2 separate regions of the Homo sapiens genome follow, and region 1 is linked to region 2. A link is a contact called in ENCODE Hi-C or POLR2A ChIA-PET data. All regions are on one chromosome and are shown on one strand. Each heading gives the region's core, a stretch centred on a gene start or an enhancer-like site at or near the end of the contact. The rest is flanking DNA. Distances are from core to core; before and after follow the strand shown.

What was found. Hi-C counts contacts between places; a loop is a spot of excess contacts on that map. ChIA-PET counts read pairs that join two places held with the same protein, here RNA polymerase II (POLR2A). Pooled maps may share reads with other maps.
Region 1: a loop to region 2 is called in a pooled map, with 2.3 times the contacts of the local background. The contact joins two enhancer-like sites. A Hi-C loop is called at or near these places in 15 of 168 maps with a recorded cell type or tissue (CD8-positive, alpha-beta T cell, GM12878, IMR-90 and 12 more), 4 of 37 single-sample maps with no recorded cell type and 11 of 50 pooled maps. POLR2A ChIA-PET finds 5 or more read pairs at or near these places in 6 of 52 experiments (AG04450, K562, MCF 10A and 3 more).

What each region holds. Positions count from the first base shown.
Region 1 is chr10:50,602,898-50,609,316 of GRCh38, reverse strand. The region is part of intron 1 of SGMS1 (sphingomyelin synthase 1); the gene reads left to right. Among named protein-coding and RNA genes, the nearest start is that of SGMS1, 18 kb to the left of the region's middle. Within about 2 kb of position 3,774, at least 19 of the 41 ENCODE cell types and tissues checked have a DNase peak (open chromatin) inside an H3K27ac peak, as active enhancers do.
Region 2 is chr10:50,534,852-50,541,401 of GRCh38, reverse strand. All of the region lies in intron 2 of SGMS1 (sphingomyelin synthase 1), which reads left to right. Among named protein-coding and RNA genes, the nearest start is that of SGMS1, 86 kb to the left of the region's middle. RefSeq lists an enhancer at 2,357-2,566 and a silencer at 2,559-2,853. Within about 2 kb of position 2,186, at least 5 of the 41 ENCODE cell types and tissues checked have a DNase peak (open chromatin) inside an H3K27ac peak, as active enhancers do.

The DNA of each region.
Region 1 (6,419 bases), core at 2,525-5,024, 66 kb before region 2:
TATTTGGGGAAAAAGCCAAAAAATAACAATGCAATAAAAAAAATACCCCCAGGCATGGTGGCTCATGTCTGTAATCCCAGCACTTTGGGAGGCTGAGGCTGGTGGATCACTTGAGTCTGGGAGTTCGAGACCAGCCTAGGCAATGTGGCAAAATCTGTCTCTACAAAAATTAGACGTGGTGGCATACACCTGTAGTCCCAGATACCAGGGAGACTGAGGTGGGAGGATCGCTTGAGCCTGGGAGGTTGAGGCTTCAGTGAGCAGAGGTTGCACCTCTGTACTCCAAACTGGGCGACAGAGTGAGACCCTGTGTCAAAAAAACAAAAAACAAAAAATTATAGCATAACAACTATTTACCCAGCATTTACATTGTATTATGTATTATACATTATCTAGAGATGACTTAAAGGATACAGGAGGATTTGTGTAGGTTATATGCAAATATCATGCCATCTTATATGATGGACTTGAGCATCCACGGAATTTGGTGTCCCTGGAGGTCCTGGAACCAATCTCCTGAGTTACTGAGGGGTGATTGTATTCATAGGAAGTCTACAAAAAGAATGTCTCCTTCACAGGCAATTTTGCCACCTGTATAGTCATATCAGGTGTGTTTCTCTGTACTTGTTATTAGGCTACATCTTTGACTTGAAATTACTGATTTTTTAAAAAGCTTTAAGTAATAAAGATATCACACTGATTAAATTTCGATGATAATACTATCTTCCTTGAAACTCTCTTTTCTCTCCCAGCACTGTGGGAGGCTGAGGTGTAAGGGTGGGGTGGCTTCAGCACAGTGTTTGAGGAGTGGGCACTGAGTAGCGTCCCCTGAAATCTTGTGGTGTACAGCCTGTGCTGACCGCCCAAGGCTGCTCTGCACTAGCCTTTTAGCCAGATGGGTTTTCTTTCAAGGACAACTTTTCTTTTTCTTATTTCTCTTCCTCCTCTTCTCTTACCCTTTTCCTTCTCTTTCCCCTCTTGCTCTTCCTCCTTTATTTAGAAAATGTATAAGTTAAAATAATAGTAATAACCCTATTACACATAGATAACTGCTGTTATCATTTTGGTGTATATCTCTCTGATCTATTTTCTATAAATATTAGATGTTCACCAAATGCACATTTTGATCAAATGCTGAAAGGTGGAATGCTGAAAGGAATAGTATTGCCAAAGCTAAATCTTGCTGTCCTAGAATGGACTTCTGGGATACAAGTACAAGTTTGACATTTTATAAACATTATTACAGTTTTGTTATTAAAATAGAATTTGGCATTGTGGTACAGGGACTTGATTTCTTAGCATATACGATCAGTGCTGTTAATGTTTGTGATACTGGGTGGATGTTGACTTTGATCTGAGTTGGAGGAGGGAGGAGCAAGGCCTTTACTTATTTGTTTAGTTTGTTTTTATATTATTATTTTTGCTGGCTCTGTCCATGTAATACAATATGAGTGGTAGTTTCTTTCCAACTTATTAATCTTTTGTCATATAACTGACTTGTCTTCTCTGTGACTCCTGGACCTGAAGATTTTCTTGGCAATGATGATGTGGTTTCATTTTAGTATTTCCTAACCCCAGCTTTGTGCACTGTTTGAAGGAGAATATATCTGGATAATCTCAGAAGCAGAAGTGAAATTGTTGTCCTTCTACACATTTTTCCCTGATATTTTTGTACTCACTTGCTGCTTCACACAACCAGTTGAGAGAAAAATGCATCCTTAAGCTTTGGCTCTAAAAGTGTGGCTGTAGAGAAATGAAATTGGCTTTCAAGATAACAGAGCTGTTTTGGAATCTCCATCTGCATCTTAGCTTTCACTGCCTGCACACTAATTTCAATATCTTCCCTGGAGAAGAATGACAGAAGAATCTTTGCAGAGGTAATATGTGACAAATGTTTGCCCTCTCAAGGTACCCTCAGTTTTCAACAATTGACTGCTTTCCCTGCAAGCAACCATTGACTGTTAGTAAGCATGCTCTTTAATATTGTTAGTAGACTTGCCATGTCAATGCTGTTATACACAAAGTACAATGCTAGGCCAGGTACAGTGGCTCATACATGTAATCCTAGCACTTTGGGAGGCCGAGGTGGGTGGATCGTTTGAGCCCAGGAGTTTGAGACCAGCCTTGACAAGATAGCAGAACCATATCTCTACCAAAAAAAAAAAAAAAAATTACCTGGGTGTGGTGGTGTGCATCTGTAGTCCCAGCTACTTGGGAGGCTGAGGTGGGAGGATCACCTAAGCCCAAGAAGTTGAGACTGCAGCGAGCTGTGATTATGGCACTGCACTTCAGCCTGGGTGATGGAGTGAGACCTTGTTTCAAAAAAAAAAAAAAAAAGTACAATGCTAGAGCTGAGCTTTGTTATATAATAACCAGACATTCCATCTTTGAACATCTTTGGTAAGTACGTGACAAAATCTTGAGTGTCATATAGTTTGCTGATGGATGCAGGAGATTCTAGGATACATCTGGAATGTTCACCGACATTTGAAAATGAGTCTTTGGATACTAACAGCAGATATTCAAATATAATGCCTTGTTCATATCACTGACGTCATGCTGTTGTGATGTTTACTTACACGGTGATGCAATCATTGATCATACATCAGTTCAAGGATGCCAGAAGTGACATTTGAAGAATGCATCCTGCTCTTTAGCTTTCCAGACTGAGACTGAAGGTCAGATTTTCGCCAAGTGTGGAAGCTGAAGACAACTTTGGTAGATTCTTAAATATGCATAGAAATATATGTTGTATTTTTATAGTTTTAAAATATTTCTACTATTCCAAATCTATACTTTAAACAAGTACAAACATCTTTTTTGATTATAGTAAAATACACATACACAAAATGTACCATTTTAACAATTTTTAAGTATACAGTTCAGTGGCATTAAGTACCTTCAAATTGTTGTGCAACCATCTCCACCATCCATCTCCAGAATGACTTCCTCATCCCAAGCTGAAACTCTATGCCCATGAAACAATCATTCCCATTGTTTCTTACCCCTAGCCCCTGGAAAACCACTGTTCTACTTTCTGTATATGCGAATTTGACTATGTACCTCATATAAGTGGAACTATTTAGTATTTGGCTTGATTTACTTAGCATAATGTTTTCAGAGTTCACGCATATTGTAGCATGTGTCAGAATTTCCTTCCTTTTTAATATTCCATGGTATGGATATACCACATTTTGTTTATCCATTCATCTGTCATTGGACACTTGGGTTACTTCTATCTTTTGCTGTTGTGGTTAGTGCTGCTGTGAACACAGGTGTACAAATATTTGTTCAAGACAAACATCTTTCAAGAGACTCTTTTTAAAAGAAAATAAGGTGTCTCTTAAAATATGTTCCTTGTCATGAATGTAGAGAGTGGAACAATAGATAATGGAGACTCAGAAGGGTGAAGGGGTTGAAGTGGGGAGGATGAGGAGAAATTGGTTAATGAGTATGATGTATATTATTTGAGGGATGGATACCCTAAAAGCCCTGACCTGACCACTATGCAATCTATGCATGTAACAAAATTGCAGATGTACCCCATACATTTGTATAAATAAAAAGGAAAATAAAAATATGTGCCTTCTTGTGATCAGTTTTATTAGAGGGTGCCTTATCACTGTGTGGTCAAGGAAATTCTGCCTTTACAGTTATAAACACACCCACCACTTTGAACAGTGTTTAGTTGAAGGTATTAGTACTGCCTGAGGTCAAGAGTGTGGTTTCACAATACTTCAGAGCAGTCTCACCAGCAAACTTGGCAGCAACCTTGAGCAAGTCCTGTCAGGGTTGTTGGAAAACAGCCGGTGTTTTCATATCTTTTGCTCTGATAGCTCTTACTTGTCAGTACCTTAGGAGGGAAAATCTGGCAGTAGTGTTTGGTTCCTTAGTTCACTCTGAGCTGGTTAAATGCTCACTGGATATGCAGATATGATTTATTTCAGTGGTATGCTTCTCTGTGAGCCTGTCTCACTGTGGCAGCTCTGGAATTTCTGTTTATGGATGACATTCTGTTTGGAAGTGGGGCTGAGGTTCTGAGCTACAGGCTGTGTTTGCACAGCAAGCTCCCTTGATTTTAATTTGTATTTTTTCCCAAATCTGGGTGGTAGGGGAGGCCCAATGGAGAATATAGAGCAGTATGCTCCCCACTGACTCCATGCAGTGGTCCGGGGTTTTGTGGTGCCTGGGCATCTTGCAGTGACATGTCTGTAGGTGCTTTTTTGTGGAGATGTAGGAAATTGAAATTAGCTTCCAGCTTTGTAGTAACAGAAGTGAAATGTTTTGTACCGTTATAGGCCTGATAAAAATCAAATGTGACTAACTGGTGGTTTTAAACAATGCCAGTCAAATCTGTTTGTTTACATTGCTCACATTTTCTAAAGGCACATGATCTATCTGAAGATGGAGGCTTATCGGTGAGTTTACTGACAGCATTGTGTATTGTGTTATATTTATATTTCTTGTATGATCTTTTTAGTCATTTTTTTGGAGTCTGTCTTGGTCTTTTTACTGATGGGTGTATGTGTAGATTTATAGGGATAAATAATCTTTCTTCTTTTTTGTGGAGTTGATCAATCGAGGACTTTTTAAGTCCTTGATTTAAATAGGTGACCTCTGGAACAAAGTAAACACACATGTTTAATACTTAGTCATATAATTTATACATTTGGCAATCAGTCAAATACTCCATTCCAAAGAATAACCTTGAAACTGTTTGAATAAATTTTTTATTTCAGCATGCAAGATGTAATCAAAGAAATGTGTCTCTGGGAAAAAAGATAATTGCGGTTCTTTTGTGCCGTTAAAATTTCAAGTGCAGTGAGCTAACCTGGCACTGTATCAGACGTCTAGGCAAATAATTGCCTGTTTGCTGTTGGAGTCTGTTATATGTTGTGCATTTTTGGTGGCTCTCTACAGTTCTGGTTCTCTTATCTTCCTAATAGTTCTTCTTTAGACACCGTCCCTGGAACCTCTGCTTGGGTTGCACATGTAAATTTCACCGACGGTTCAGCCCTGGTGGTGAGCAGCCTGTTACGTGCAGGCTCATGTGGGGGACCAGTTTGCTTTCTTTTGGGTGGGGTGTCAGGTTTATGAGGGTCCAGCTGGTGGAGGGCTCTGATTATGTGGTTTTGACTCAGCAGTTTCCTTACTGTCTGAGAGCTGTCATCAGAGCTTAGACTGTGCAGGAGGAAGTGATAGAAAAGCAAAGTGTACAGTGCCGTTTTTGCACTGAGGCCCCTATTTTAGGAATAAACTCTAGGGGTCAGAAATGTTGACGTTTAGATTAAATCTGACTTTTCTCATTTTCTGATCTATATTTTGTTTCCAGAATGGTTAATGTAACTCCTACTAGAATAAACAATGGCATGTATTTCAAGTTTAATGTTATTCTACATTTTTGAAAATTTAGTAAATAATAAAATCTTAACCTGTTTATGTATGCTCTAGCTTGTCCTGCCCCTCTGTCTACATGTGGAAGATAAATTTTGTACACTCTTCACAGTCACAAGTGTTTAAAGATACATAACATTAGAAAGTGATTTTACCAATTCTTTTTCTTTTCACAGGTTTGTTGCTGACTACAACATTAAGGTCCCTTCAGAGGTTAAGGCTGTTCAATTTAAAACAATCATGCAGTGTTTCTTTGATGACTGCAGTGTGTTGTGCAATTTAGTTTTTTACCCCTCAATTTTTTTGTTGCCTTGAGTTACCATTTGGAGGTACGGTTTTTGATACTGTATCTCAAGACTGTGATTTCTTGGATTTTGTGTGTGTGTGTTTTTTAAATTTACTGAATTTACTACTAGAGACTGCTTTCTCTGTGTAAGATCCACTCCTTTGTGGGAGCCCAGAAGTTTACGATAAGTAAGAGAAGGAGTATCAGATAGTGAGAGGTGTGCATCATGGTTAAATGAAAACAAAACCAAGGTGTTTGACTCTCGGCAGAGAGAGATTTGGAAGCTAGCTCTGTTACCCACGGTTCAGCCCTGGTGGTGCGCAGCCTGGGCTCCGGCCTCTCACCAGCAATGGAACCAATGGATGTTGAGGAAATTACTTAAGTTGTTTGAATCTTAACTTCCTCATCTGTAAAAAGCTCATCCTACAGGTTTATTAGGGGATCATGTTTGTAAGACCCCAGCACACTGTAGATGTAGAATAAAATGGTAGTGGTTATTATTAGGGCTTCCTCTTCAGAGGCAAAAGGTTTTAGAATGTGGTTATGTTTTTCTGGTATTTTATTTTATCATTTAACATTGCAGAGGATAAGGAGTTGGAAATGAAGACAGCCTAGACTGGCTGAGAACCTCATTGTGTTGCTGAATTGAATTCCATTGTCTAAACTCGTTCATTTTCACCTTTTCTCCTGATTGTTTTGTCTGCTGTGGAGCATGATGTTAAAAACAAAATAGATCACT
Region 2 (6,550 bases), core at 937-3,436:
TACAAGGCAGTAATGTACAGTACTCCTTAAGAAACATTTTCAATAGGAGTTTTATGGTTGCTTGAATTAAGTTGCTTTGAGAGGTAAAAAGTTGCAGTAAGTGCTATAATTTAGAAAACCAGAGACTTACATGGTAACATCTCTACTGGATTAAGTCTTCATGAGTATAACAGCATAAGTATTATAAAACTTAACTAGAATCGGAAAATAGAAGATAAAGAATTAGTGTTTTGTTTGGATCTTACCTTTTTCTGTGCCTGAAACCCCCACATTTTCAAAAGTCCTTTCCCAAGGTCTCCAACGCTGGTTGGTCCTGTTGCCTTGTGGAGTTTCTAATTGAATGTATCTGAAGCACTTCAATCAGAGCTGAATCTTGGTCTTCCATGCTGTCATCCCCTGTATTCTTTCCCAAACCAAGTTTCTGTTGATTCTGCCTCCAAAAAGTATCTCAAATCCACCCTCCTGGTCCAGTCACCTGGGTGACTGCAGTTGCTATTCATACTCACTGTGACTCTTTTCCACCCTCTTTATGAAATGGAAATCTGGTAATTCACCTCCTTCCCCTAAAAGCCAAAACAAAAAACAAACAAACCTGCAGGACTCAACTTTTCCATGACTTCCCATGATCTTAAGTTGAAATCATAATTTCATAACCTTAGTGACTCGCATGACCTGGCAGTTGCCCACTAATCCCCAGCCCTCCGTGTTCCCCCTCTTCAATCCAGTCATGGTGGCTTAGTTTTGGTTTCTCTGAGATAGCATTCACTTCCACTTTCCTCTCTCTTTTTTCAAATTGTTGACTTTAATTATTTCTTTAGTTCCCCCTTAAATCTCATTTTGTCAGAGAAAGCCTTAGGTTAGAAACCACCTTATTGCATGACATTGACCCCCTTGATAGCAGTCTGTTGGTATATGTCTAGTGGCTGGCATATAGTGGATGCTTATTCATATTTGTTGAGTGAAAGAATGAGAGTAGTGGTAATTGTGAGTATTTTAAGTGCTGCTAAATACTCTGAGAGTTGGCATATCTAGCATGAGGTGTGGCACAGATGCCACCATTTTTTTTTACCTGCCAGACGAGCCAGTCTATTTATTACTAATTTATCACCACATCCTTCCCCTGGGCTGGCTTTCTTAGTACTCTACTGGTCTGTGTGAATTGGCATGTGGCATGAAACCTATTTGACATTTCTAATCTAGCAGAAAATGTCATCACCTTCTGGATGTTTAGGTCCTTGTATTGACCTTTAAACATGTTGCATAAACTTTTCATGCCTTAATTTTCATGCCAGTCTAATACAGGTCATCAGATTGTAAGATAAGATAATTCTTTCATGAAGATTAAGTAAGAAATACTGAAAAATTAGTAGAGCATATTCAAATATAAGGTTGTATAATTACATTCAGTATGCTTTGACATAAATAATCATTTTCTGTTTAGCCACTCTCTTATGCAGACTAAAATGTAAATTTTATATACACATAAATTAAACTTTCAGTTGCATAGGCTTATCATGTCTATATATGAGCCTTACAGCAGGGACTCTAATTTTCTTTCATAATTAAGTTGATTTCTTGTTTCCATTGGACTTTTACTTAATGTTTATTTTGCTAGTGAAAGATCCATTTCAAGGAGATAGAATATAAAACATCAAGAAGAAGATGCTCATTTTAAATTCAGTTTACTATCATTCTGTGGCAGTGTTTCACAAAGCATACCCATGGATCACCTGTATCAGAAACATGTGGGGATGGTTAATTTGCAGGTTCATGCCCCCACAACTTACTGAATCAGAATTTGAGAGGCCCAGAAAACTGCATTTTAAAGTGATCACTTTGTACTTTAAATAAGCTCCATAAGTTTGAGAATCAGGTCCCATATAATACTTAGTGTATACTGTGTCATTAATAAATTTCGAACAGGATCCATAAAAGATGGCTCATTCACCGACCTTTTCAGTCTCACCTGAGCATATAGATGTTATCAGAAAACATATCAATGCCAACACTATACAATAAAAGGTGATGATATTGATTGTGACTAAGGTTGAAAACAGTCTATGACCTTATTCAACTGGAGCACAGAGGATCAACAAGGGGCATTGTTCCTAGATGGCTAAAACACACTGGCCTTCCGGGAACAATGGCCCTTTGACCACAGCTGACACAGGCGGGAAGGAACTAGACAGGGGTCAGATCTCCTCAGTCCAGCAGTGAATGGGTGGGGCCTATGGTTGAGTCCTCTGGAGAAGCCCGGCAGGGGAAGGCCAGCAGTGCCCTTCATGCTCACCAGGGCTGTCACTGTTCTGCCCTCCCTGGATGCCCACATGGCAAGAACGCTTGCCCTGAGCAGGAGGACAGGAACAATACCTGTGTTTTAAAAGTTGGCATTGCCAAGTGTGTAGGATGTGCTGCTCACCGAGTTCGGTGGTTTCCTTGTATTAGTTCATGTAATCAGCTTAAGTAGGGGAAATCCAGGGTGTTGATGAGAAGGCATTTCATGGCAGACTTTAACCCTGGACTGGATTCTGGGGAAGGTTACAAGTCTCCATCTCCTGTTCTTATCAAAACTTGCTCTACTCTTTTGGATCGCCTTTGACCACTTAATGATACTTACAGCTTTTATCTCACAGTTCCACCTCCAGATCAGTATTGTTTTCTGTCATTTCCTGAATGTGAATTCCATCCCACTAAGTAGACACAGAAGTTGTCAGTGGGGAATGGTGTCATCCCTCTCCTCTGGTGTTTTGAAATGTGTGGGAACATTTTCAGTGGTCATGATGATGAGGGGTGTGTATATCAGGATTTAATGTCCTGAGGGTGTGGGATGCTAAATACCTTTCAGTAGTTGGGAGTGGGAGGGTCCCACTTAATGAAGGATTGTCCTGTCCAGAATGCTGAAGGCACCCCTGATAAGCTATCTCTTTTTTTTTTTTTTTTTTTTGAGATGGAGTCTCACTCAGTAGCCCAGGCTGTAGTACAGTGGCATGATCTTGGCTCACTGCAAGCTCCGCCTCCCGGGTTCATGCCATTGTCCTGCCTCAGCCTCCTGAGTAGCTGGGACTACAGGCACCCACCACCACGCCCGGCTAATTTTTTTGTATTTTTAGTAGAGACGGGGTTTCACCATGTTAGCCATGATGGTCTCGATCTCCTGAGCTCATGATCTGCCTGCCTCGGCCTCCCAAAGTGCTGGGATTACAGGTGTGAGCCCACCCACCCACCCCTGATAAGCTCTTTGGTTTTATCTGCATCTTATCCAGCACCTTATTATTATTTGTTTAATCTCTGTATTTCCAGAGCAGGATCTCACTCTGTTGCCCAGGCTGGAGTGCCGTGGCATAATCATAGCTCACTGTAACTTTGAATAGCTGGGCTCAAGCAAGCCTCCTGCCCCAGCCTCCTGAGTAGCAGTGCCTTCTTGAGAACTGACCAAACATTTAATATGTAATGGGATTCATATGGCTTAATAGATGCAGTTTGAGCTTAGTTACTTGTAGGGTAAATAAGCAAATGGTTGAAGCCATCTTCTTGGATGGCTTTTGTGCTCTCACAGTGAAGGTGTCACTCTTCTTGAATTCTGCTTTGTAACCTCATTCTTCCTGACGGTACAATGTAGACAAGCTCTATGACCTAGGGAATAATCCTAAGCAGCTACTGTTCCACTCAGGCAACATTCCTATTTCAAAAACTACCAGCATGTAGTCCCACTGAAACCTTGGTTTCACAAAAAGAAACAGGATGGGGAACATCACACACCGGGGCCTGTTGTGGAATGGGGGCGGGCAGGGGGTGGCGGGGAGGGATAGCATTAAGAGATATACCTAATGTAAATGACGAGTTAATGGGTGCAGCACACCAACATGGCACATGTATACATATGTAACAAACCTGCACGTTGTGCACATGTACCCTAGAACTTAAAGTATAATAAAATATATATATATCTATATATATATATAAAGAAAAAAAAGAAAAGAAACAGGATGATGCTAAGTAAATTAAGTGTTAGCATCATGAAATGGGGTAGAGGGCTGAGTACCCCAACATTTTATCTCTGACACCATCCCAGGTGAGTAGTCTTAGCAGTAGGAGGGTTTGAGATTTGGAGGTACAGGCTCCATACTCCAAACTTTCTGGAGAAAAGGTTACTTTGTCCGTTGATCAGAAAGCTACTGTGTGGAAAAAACAAAGGTTTGAACTAAGGATCAAACAAGATCAGTAGAGGGTCCTGGGATATGCATTGATATGTATCAGTCATTCAGTTAGACATGTTAGAGATGCAGACTGGGAAAATTCAGCCAAAGGAGCTTGAGAGAAATGCAAATGCTAAGATGACTCAGTGGGCTGTTTTCCCTGGAAGGCCTGGGGACCAAACAAGAAGCAATGTGTCAACCCTTTGTCTCTCTGTTACTCTACTTCTAAGAGTAACTTCTAAGGAAATGATTAGTGATGTATTCAGAGATTTCACTCTGAGGATGCCTAAATGCTGAACATTGGAAGCAACCCAGATGATGTCCAAAAGGGGATTGAATAAATATAATTCACCTATATGATAGACTATTGCATAATCTTGACAATGATTATAGCATGTTTTTAATGATGACAATGATTATAGCATGTTTTTCATATTTTTCATGTATGAAGAAAAGTATGACATGGGACAAAATGTATGAAAAACATGCTATAATAAACAGATTAAGATTTCAATAAGGAAACTTTGTAAACATGGAGGAGAGACCTGGAAGGGCATTAATCAAAATATTCACTTGGATTATCTTTGAGAAGTGAAATTCTAGGTAGTTTTTCCTCTTAGAGCTTTAGTGCTGTACATAAAATGTTTTCTGTGAGCATGTAGAATTATTTTTGTAATTAAGCAGTTTAATACAGCAATAAAAACATGATTATTAACAGGTGCCTTGTTGACCCTTTACTCCAAATATTCCTGGTAGTTCTAATCATTTAAAATCTCAATAATTATATATTCTATCATTTTAAATCTAAATATTTCTGATAGGTTTATTCCTCAAAAGGAAATGGGTTTTTTTTGTTTGTTTGTTTGTTTCTTTGTTCATTTTTTTGAGACAGGGTCTTGACTGTTTATGCAGTGGCACAATCACAGCTCACTGCAGCCTTGATCTCCTGGGTTCAAGGGATCCTCCCACCTCATTCTCCTGAGTAGCTGAGACTATACGCGTGCACCACCATTTTTGACTAATTTTTGATTTTTGGTAGAGATGGGGTCTTGGTGTGTTGCCCAGGCTGGTCTCAAACTCCTGGGCTCAAGAGATCTTTCGACTTCAGCCTCCCAAAGTGTTAGGATTACAGGCATGAGCACTGTGCCCAGCTGGAAATGAGGATTTTGATTACAAGGAGTGGATATGTGTGGGGGAAGAACTGAAGGATGTGAAGCAAGAAGGGATATCAATATAGTAAAGAAGAAGAATGTATAAAAATGAAATCTAATACAGTAATACTAACTACATTTGTCTAGTTTGAAGCTCTGCCTAGGAAATTCCCACTGAGACGTAATACATTCATGTCTGAGTGGGGTTGGGTAGCAGCCATAAAGGCCAAGCTTGGCCCCTCTCCCCCAAAAGTGGCTGAATCAGAGGTGTGAGAGCATCTCAGACTCTAGAGCTGATGTTCAGAAGAGTCAAGTTTCCATCTTAACACCTAGATCCTGTGGTCATAGAGTGGTATCTGTGAATCAGCCCATTAAGAATTTAAGCTTGGCCTGGCGTGGTGGCTCATGCCTGTAATCCCAGCACTTTGGGAGGCCGAGGCGGGTGGATCACGAAGTCAAGAGATCGAGACCATCCTAGCCAACATGGTGAAACCCCATCTCTACTCAAAATACAAAAATTAGCTAGGTGTGGTGGTGCACCTGTACCTGTAATCCCAGCTACTTGAGAAGCTGAGGCAGGAGAATCGCTTGAACCCGGGAGGCGGAGGTTGCAGTGAGCTGAGATTGCACCACTGCACTCCAGCCTGGTGACAGAGTGAGACTCCATCTCAAAGAAAAAAAAAATAAGCTTGCTTTAAGGAAATACTTGCAGCAGCATTTCTCAGAATAAATTCTGTGCATAGGCATGCTTCATATGAACAGCTAGGGTACAATTAAAAAGACTAGACACTTTTTAAGATGATAGTTGTTGTTGTTGTTGTTTTGAGATGGACTCTCACTTTCTCACCATGCTGGAGTGCAGTGGTGTGATCTTGGCTCACTGCAACCTCTCCCTCCCAGGTTCAAGTGATTCTCCTCCCTCAGGCTCCCGAGTAGCTGGGACTACAGGCACCTGCCACCATGCCGGGCTAATTTTTGTATTTTTAGTAGAGACGGTTTCACCATGTTGGCCAGGCTGGTCTTGAACTCCTGACCTCAGGTGATTCAACCGCCTCGGCCTCCCAGAGTGCTGGGATTACAGGCATGAGTCACCACATCTGGCCAATAGCTATTGTTTTTAATGGAAAAGTTATTCACTTAGCAATGTCTGCATGTCTGATGCCATAAGCTGGAAACTGTTTGAGTTGCTGTGGATACAAAACT